2 separate regions of the Homo sapiens genome follow, and region 2 is linked to region 1. A link is a contact called in ENCODE Hi-C or POLR2A ChIA-PET data. All regions are on one chromosome and are shown on one strand. Each heading gives the region's core, a stretch centred on a gene start or an enhancer-like site at or near the end of the contact. The rest is flanking DNA. Distances are from core to core; before and after follow the strand shown.

What was found. A loop is a pair of places that touch in the nucleus more often than their neighbours do. ChIA-PET counts read pairs that join two places held with the same protein, here RNA polymerase II (POLR2A). Pooled maps may share reads with other maps.
Region 2: a loop to region 1 is called in a map of PC-9, with 2.8 times the contacts of the local background. The contact joins the promoter of LINC02677 here to the enhancer-like site in region 1. A Hi-C loop is called at or near these places in 1 of 168 maps with a recorded cell type or tissue (PC-9), 1 of 37 single-sample maps with no recorded cell type and 1 of 50 pooled maps. POLR2A ChIA-PET finds 5 or more read pairs at or near these places in 2 of 52 experiments (K562 and PC-9).

What each region holds. Positions count from the first base shown.
Region 1 is chr10:4,980,556-4,984,849 of GRCh38, reverse strand. AKR1C1 (aldo-keto reductase family 1 member C1) reads right to left here. Exons shown (of 9, transcript NM_001353.6): 9 at 1,567-4,294. Among named protein-coding and RNA genes, the nearest start is that of AKR1C1, 19 kb to the right of the region's middle. Within about 2 kb of position 1,974, at least 11 of the 41 ENCODE cell types and tissues checked have a DNase peak (open chromatin) inside an H3K27ac peak, as active enhancers do; they include PC-9, where a contact is called at or near this core.
Region 2 is chr10:5,616,142-5,620,435 of GRCh38, reverse strand. It overlaps LINC02677 (long intergenic non-protein coding RNA 2677), which reads left to right and starts at 2,228. Exons shown (of 2, transcript NR_184032.1): 1 at 2,228-2,505; 2 at 3,036-3,818.

The DNA.
Region 1 (4,294 bases), core at 725-3,224:
AGTGCAGACCCACCTAACCCTAGACCCACTGGTGGTACCCATCCACCCATCCTGGTAGCTTAACACAAAGATACACTTTTAGGAGCTTCATACCCCCCCTTTCCCCATTGCCTGAGAAACCACTTTCCCTGGGCAACTTAGGGCAAGCTCAAATCCCACTGCTACCACCACAGCTGGTGCTCTTTTGCAAGTGCCACCTCCTAGCTGGAGACCAACCAGCACAGTCCACACAGCACCTCAAGGAATACATAGAACTGTTCCCAGGAAGGAGAAAATGCCTGCATGAGCTCAGCTATTACCACTGCGTATCACATCCTGGCCAATCAGAGGTCTTGAGTCGGTCCGCATGACAAGTTCACCGCTCACATAACCAGTGTTCAAGAAAGCCAGCACACTGAGCCTACCTACATCCAAGGCATCTCCGAGTCTACGTTGCTCCCCGCTACCTCAATCAGAGCTGGTGCTGGTGTCCACTGCTGGGAGACTTGACGACAGGTCACATCACTGGATCCTTTGCAAACAAATCCAGCACCAGCCTGGAGTCTGGGAGCCCACTGGGCGGCTAGGCCCAGAAGAGCAGTAGCAATCACTGTAGTCCAGCTCTCTCGAAGTCCCATTTTGAGGGTAGGGAAAAGAGTACCACATAAGGGAACACCAGTGGGACAGAAAAACCTGAATGGCAGCCCTTGAATCCCAGGTCTTTCCACTGTTGGGAAATTTCTTGCAGCAGACAAACAACTGCAGAGCTGGGTGCAGTAGGAAAAGCCTGCCCCTCTGCCCCAACAGGCAGGCAGCTTCTGTGACTGAGAAAGGTCCTGGAGAAGCAGTCCTTGTTCCCCGCTGGTGCACCACTGTAGACACAGCTGGGGCTTATCCCACAGGAGCGCAGAGTGGATGCACCTATAGAGAGCCTTCCTGGAACAATTCATGATGATTGCACCCCCACAGGAGAAGCACTCTCCAGGTGAATGCCATCAGCCTCCTCTCCTTTCTTGGTCCTGGCCAAGAGCTACAATGAGCAGCGTATCAGAGAGAACGTGCAGGTGAGGAGCGGGGCTGTGGGCCTCAGGGCTCCTGCATAGTGTCCTTCAAACATGTGCTTCTTGTAAGGTTCTGAGGACACCCTTGGGCCATCTCCTTTTCCCTGGCATATTCTATGCACAAATGCTTTGTGTTCATCATAAGGGTTTTCCACTTTACCACAGGAAAGACAGCATGGGTGGAGAGAATTAGGATGGGACCCAAACAAGAGATTTGGGTTTCAGCATTGAGTTGACAATTTACCTTGTATCCCTCTGCCAGGGACATCTCCTTTTCTTCATTTTCATAAACAAGGAGTTTAATTAGGTGTTCTTTAGTCTCCAAATCATTGTGAATTTCTTTCTTTTCCATATATACTCACATAGTATATACTTCTTATATTTATTCTCTTAGAGTTTTATCTTTGTGAAGCGCTTGTTAACTCTCTGACTCTTTTATTGGGTTGTTTGTCCTGTTTTTATGCATAGGAGATCATGATTATACTAATACTTTGGGATATAAAGCAAACCCTCTTAACATACAGGCTTTAATACGAAGCCATTTATTTAACTCATATTCCATGTTTAGAAAATTGGCCTGGGCTCCGCCTGAATGTTGCCCAGTCCTTCTGTTCCTGGCTGCGCTCTCATGTGTGTGCAGGGCAGTGAGGCAGCTCTGCTTCAGGATGTCCATGGGGCATCTGTCTGGGTGCCTCCATCTCCTCCGTGCAGTTCTTCATCCTCCAGCCATCCAGCCCAGGCTTCACCTCAGCACAAGTCTCCCAGCAGTGGATACCAGCACCAGCTCTGATTGAGGTGGCAGGGGAGTGACGTAGACTCTGAGACTCCCTGGCTGTAGATAGGCTTAGTGTGCTGGCTTTCTTGAATGCTGGTTATGCGAGCGGTGAACTTGTCATGCGGACCGACTCAAGACCTCTGACTGGTCAGGGTGTGGTACGCAGTGGTAACAGCTGAGCTCATGCAGGCATTTTCTCCTTCCTGGGAACAGTTCTATTTATTCTTCCTTGAGGTGCTGTGTGGACTGTGCTGGTTGGTCTCCAGCTAGGAGGTGGCACTTGCAAAAGAGCACCAGCTGTGGTGGTAGCAGTGGGATTTGAGCTTGCCCTAAGTTGCCCAGGGAAAGTGGTTTCTCAGGCAATGGGGGAAGAGGGGCTATGAAGCTCCTAAAAGTGTATCTTTGTGTTAAGCTACCAGGATGGGTGGATGGGTACCACCAGTGGGTCCAGGGTTAGGTGGGTCTGCACTCTAACTGTCCTTGGATAAGGCAGGCTGCAGCCCCTGTGAGCGCCAAGGGGTGGTTCTCAGGCTGCTGGGGTAATGTTCCAGAGGAGAGTTTAATTGCCTCTGCTGCACAGAAGAGTTCAAAAAAGGGAGTGGGAAGTAGTGGGCCGCTTACAGCTTGCAGTGAGTTCTCAGACAATTGTAGCTGGGCTGTCCAGGGAGGGGGGTGGGGCGCAGCTCTTCTAAGAAGGTCCCCCCAGCATCCCTCCGCCAAGTACTTATTGAAGGGGCTTGTTAAGCCACAAACATCCACTAGATGGCTTTATGAGGTCAGGTCGTGAGACACCTGTGGCCTTGTAAAAGCACTCAAACCGCATTCTCAGGAGACCGTTTTCAGCATTCCTTATCACAGCACACACACCACTCCCTGTCCTGTTTTCAAGGTCAAGGAGTTTCATTCTCAGCACAAATAACATACACACACTGCCTCAGTATTTTTCCATGCCCCGACCTCAAATGCCTGTACGTAATGTTGAATAGCTTGCCGTGCGCCCCCCACAGTGAGCCTCACCCAGCACCTATGCAGTTGGCAAGGCTATTTTCATTCCTTTCATTCATGCAGTGCTCTGCTAACAGTGCCAGGTTTACATCCAGGCAGTCTGCGCACAGAACTCTGACCAGCCTCAGATCATCAGCTTACACGCTGAGATAATAACCATGGCTTTCAGGCCACATCCCTCCCGGTCTGCCCACAAGGCTGGACACCCAGCTTCTGTGCTCATATCTGCCATGCACTTCCAGCTCTCCCCTGTGGATTCTGCTCAAGGCACTTGTCCGCACAGGATCAAAGCCTTCTCTTGTGGCCTGAATTTCCAGATCCCCAGTGGGGATGTATGCTCTGGAGTGAACTCTCTCCCCTCAGAATCTGGGGATGTGATGGTTTTTTCTTATTTCATGGAGTAGGATTGTGCCTGAGACTTCTTCAGAGTGTATGTGAAATTTTTTCATATATCTGTTAAGTCTCTGCATTGGTTCTTGAAAAGAAATTCACAATGTAAATCTCTACACACTAATCTCCAAGTGGGAGAGGCATGCTCACACTGCCTCCCATCTGCCATCTGGTACTTTTCTCCATTTTCTTAGTTCTTGATGAGATCTCATAGTTGACATCTGTTACCTTTTGCTGCCCCTGTACTTGTTTTGTCATTTTGTGATATCTCTGATTTCTTTGAGTAGTTTTTAAAATTATTTCTTGTAGAGATCTTTCCCCTCCCTGGCTAACTATATTACAACATATGATGTTCATTTACTATTCTAACAATCCTAGGGTCCTTAAGATTTAATCTATATCTACTCTGTAAGTGTTCTATAAATAAAGCAAGAAAGCCTAGATATTTAAGCCACATCTCCTTAAATAATGGTTTACTGAATATTTTAAGCCCACTGTTAAGACTTACTGCTCAGCAAAAGAAAAAGTTCTTTGAAATTAGAACTGCCTATCGACAAGGTACCTAATCAACCAAGAACTCTCTTACAGAGGTTGAAAGAGATTACTGTTCTTTCCATGCCTGCTAACACAACATGCATTCTGTTTCCCATGGATCATAGAGTAATTTTGATGTTCTTGTTTTATGGTTCAGGAAATACATTTCATAAGTCTACAGCTACCATGGTGACTTGTCTGAAGAACCTGGGAAAAGAAAATTGAAAATCTTCTGAAAAAGATTTACTATTCTAGATGCCATTAAAAACATTCATGATTCGTGACAGGAGGGCAAAACATTTACTTGAACAGGAGTTTGAAAGAAGTGAATTCAACCCTCCTGGATGACTTGGAGGAATGCAAGATTTCAGTGGAGAAAGTAATTGCAGATGTGGTGGAAATAGCAAGACAACTAGAATTCAAATTGGAGCTTGCAAGTTACTGAATGCTTGCAATCTCATGATGTAATTTTAACAAAGGAGAAGTGTTTCTTATGGATGAGCAAGAAAAGTGGTTTGGTGAAATGGATTTCATTTCTTAGGAAACCGTT
Region 2 (4,294 bases), core at 979-3,478, 640 kb before region 1:
TAAGCCTAAACCACTTTCCCAGCGGCTCCCTCCTCCTTCCTCTGTGGATCCTGGGACTCTGTGGCCCATGAGATACCTCCAGCTTCCCTGACCTGGAGGCCAAGGTCACCTGCCCAGTAGCCTTAACTTTGGCAGGGCAGGTGTCCCGAGACCTCCCTCCCTGGGACCCCAGCCACCTCCCCCACAGCCTGCCCATTCTCCATCCCCCCTCCCTGTAAGCCAGGCTCCAAAGCCAGTCATAACAAGGCACAAGAAAGGAAAGCGGAGAAAAGGAAAAACGTGTATCTTGGCCTCAACACAAACCTAGAGACGATTCACTTCCAAACCACTGAAAACAAGGACGTGCCAGGGCTCTGATGCAAGGGTCTGATGCCGTGCGCTCACTCCTGGCCTTGCAGAAAGGGGTCTCTGTTGGGGGTGGGGGTGAGAATGGGGAGCGACAAGGGAGGAGACAGTCCCCCCACTCCGAAGCAGGGCTGAAAGTTGAGCCCCCATAGGGCTTCCCACATGGAGCAGGCACAGGGGAGGAAGTGGCTGTCTGGAGGGCAGACTGTCAGGCAGCCTTTGCCAGTCCTGGCCCCTCTTCCCCCTCCTCAGCCCTCCATGCAACCCCAGCCTCTCCCAGAGGGCCTGACTGTGGTTTTTCCTGTTAACTCCGCCTGTTCTTCTTCTGCGGCCTTTGAAGCTCAGCTCTTTCCTTCCATGCTGTAACCTCAAATCCCGGCCCCTCCGCTTCCTTCGGTGGGGGATTGTCCTTTCTTTCCAGGTCCCTGCATCCTTGTCCAGGAGCAGCCATCAGTGTGGAGCTGGGGCTTGGAGATCTTGCTCCCCGCTGCCTCTAGGGCTCAGGGGCATGGCTGCCGACCACACAGGGGCAGGTGGGTATGTGTGCTCCCTGCAGGAGGACAGGTCTGGCATGAGTCAGATGCCTGCTACTGTGGTCTGTGGGACTTGGAGGGGTGTCCCTGACACTGAGCAGCTCCTTTCTTCTCACACAGTTCTGGAAAAGCCCATGAGGGTGGGGCAATTGCTGCTTGGAGATTGTCTCTTACGAGGGAAGAGGAGGAAGGATTCATGCATTCCTTCACTCACTCACTCATTTACTCCTTGATCATTTCAGCACTGAGTGGGCACCTGCACTGTTCCGGTCTCTTTCCATAGATTGAGAGGTGGGCTCTTCCAGATTGACAGATGGGCTTGACATAGTCTCAGGCTCTGTGCACGGGGCTCCTGGGGCAGCTCAGAGCTGCAGTGCAATCAGGTTATACCCCATAAGGAGAAGCTGCCTGGGACCTTGACCCCTGGCCAGCAGAACAGCTGCTGCAGCTGTCACTGATTACCGAGCCTGCGTGGGCCTCGGGGTCGAGTGTCATTTGTCACTCCGGAGAGGACATACTGATGCCTCTCACAGCTTGTGGAGGAAACGTGCAGGCCCGTGGGGTTTCATAGGCTAGCGAGGGCCCTGCAGGCATGACCCAGGCCAGGAGCGGCTTTCTCAGTCTGTCCGTGAGGCCCTGGTCCAGGGAGCCTTCCAGGGCCCGGGCATGTGGCCACCCACTTTCTCAACCTCCTTCCTGAACAAGACACACTTTTTAAGGCTCAGTCTGGAGCTGACCTTCTCCCTGTGATACTTGGTGATGAGAAGTCTTTCCACCTCCCGAGCCTTGCCCTTTTTGGGGGCATGAGATCCTGGGATGTTATTAACCCTCTGAGGCTCGGTTCCTCATCAGCAGCTTGGGAATCATTGTAGTTCCTACCTCCAAAATTCTTAAAAGGCCTGTTGTTATCATTCAACTCTCCAGACAGTTTAAAAGAAAAGTGCTGGAGAAACAGATCATGATAACAGCACATTTTATTGTAGTCTTCTGACGAGCCATGTAGTGAGGTACACCCACTACTTTCTAGGTGTAGAGAGTAGAGAAATCCGCTCAATCCTGAGTTTGATAATGAGGAAAGAGGCCCGGAGAAATTAAGAAATGCATATAAGGGCACACACTGTTAAACAGTAGAGCTGGGATTGCCACCTAGATGTTGGATGATGGAACCCACGCTTAACCACTACCCTGTCCCACCTCCCAGCGAGGGGAAGAGAAACAGCCACAGAGCCTCTGCCTTCTTTTAAAGCACATGGCTTCACCTTCAGAGTGGAATGCTGAGCCCTGCCTGGGCTTGCCCTGCGGCGTTTGGGCGAGGAGCTGAGGTCCTTGCAAAGAGTGGTGTGGTTGGTGCATGGTTGCGTGTGCACTGCCCAGATGCAGAGTGTGGACTTTGCTCAGAAGCACAGCATCTGTGAAGCTTTCGGAAATTATCCCTCTGGCTCCAGCCCTTTCTAGAGATCTCCACGCACATCTCTGCATGAAGGTTTCAGAGTCACTGGATTTCCCAGGGCCTTCTCTTTGCTAGGAATGTCTGAGACGCGCTCTGCAAGATGAGTTGGCAGCATCTCTGTGCCTCTGGTTTTGCCAGGCTCCACCAACATCCCGCTAAGAACTCTTCACCCTCAAGGTAAAACCCAAACTCCTTAGCACAGTATTCAAGGGCCTGCTTCCCTGCCTACCTGCCCGCCTGCCTACCTGCTTACTTGCTCACCTGCCTACCTGCTTACTTGCTCACCTGCTTACCCGCTTGCCCGCCATACTTACCTGTCCAGCTCATCTTCCCCGGCCCTCCTGCTGCTGTTCTGCGTGGGAACTGCCGCTCTCCCATCTTCTCCAGCCAGCCCTCCTCTCTACTGCCGCATCCGCGGCCCTTCACTGTCCTCACGACTGATGCATCCACCCTGGTCCACCTGCCCCAGATGCTCCTTAGGGCAGCAGCCCCGCTGAAGCATCTTCACATTCCCATAGAAAACTGTGGGATGCCAGACAGGGACAAGCACCTCCAAGATGAGGGGATCAGAACTAGAAATGAAAAGGGATTTGTCGTTCATCACCAAGAAAACCAACACGAGAGGCGGGATTGGAACCCTGTCCCATGGCATCTGGGGTCGATTTGTTTAGGGGGCCACGGGGCTTTTTCTCCCATGTCCACCTTAGTGCACTGAGGGGAACCCCAGTGAAGGCCAATGAGGGAAACCACACATCACTGAGGGCCGACGGAGGCCCCCAAAGCTCAGATCGCTGTGCTCGCCAGTAGGTAAGCATCCCCTGTGAAGAAAGCCTACCTTCTCTCTCCCTCCCCAGATCCCCATATCCAGACAGAGTGAGGAAATGCATAAAAACAAAACACAAAACACACTCCTTCCCCAGGTCCCCAGACACCCTTAACACAGCTATCTGCAGGATTGAATGATTGCTGGGACCACACAATTTACACTTGGCTCTCGTGGTCCGGAGGGGAGGACTGCGCCAGCATGAGAAGACCAGAGAGCAAGTAAATGGAAATTTGGCGAGATCCTGTGGCTGCTGTTGGTGGCTGCAGCCAGACAGGAAAACTGAGATGGTGTGAGCAGAAAGGGCTGGAAGGAGTTGGCTTTTTCCAAGAAATTACAGCGGAATCTTCTTCCAAGAGGCTGGGGGCCTCTGCAGACATGATCTCATTACTTACCCCCCAAATCCCCCAGCTTCCCTACGGACCAAGGACCAGGGGTCTCTGCCCAGTCCTAGCTCCAAGGAAACTCACACTTGGCAGATTTTCCTAATCGGAGCTGGCCTTGAAGTTTGCTCACTGATAATCACCAGAAAGTCACCCCAACAATGGGTGATGCCAGAGTGTCCTCAAGCTTCAAGGGTCCGTAAAAACACTTGACTCCCCCAGGACAAAAATGACTGGGGGAAACATGCAGTTCTTCAAAGAGAACGGTTTCATTCTGTACCAAAGGGTGTCTTAATTTGCCTTGGCAAGAGAGGCAGCACCGTGTTGTGGGTGGACAGCACTCGGGGGGTGGACGGCACTCGGGGGGTGGGCGGCACTCGGGGGGGTGGGCGGCACTCGGGGGGGTGGGCGGCACTCGGGGGGTGGGCGGCACTCGGGGGGGTGGGCGGCACTCGGGGGGTGGGCGGCACTCGGGGGGTGGGCGGCACTCGGGGGGGTGGACGGCACTCGGCTGGGTGGGCGGCACTCGGGGGGTGGGCGGCACTCGGGGGGGTGGACGGCACTCGGCTGGGTGGGCGGCACTCGGCGGGGTGGGTGGCACTCAGGGGGATGGGCGGCACTCAGCGAGGCGGGCGGCACTCCGGGGGGTGGACGGCACTCAGGGCATCGGCGGCACTCGGGGAGCCGACCACCCACATGTTGGAGCCTCTTCTCTGCCACAAGCCCTTTGCCAGACACTGACCATTGACACAAGGTGCGT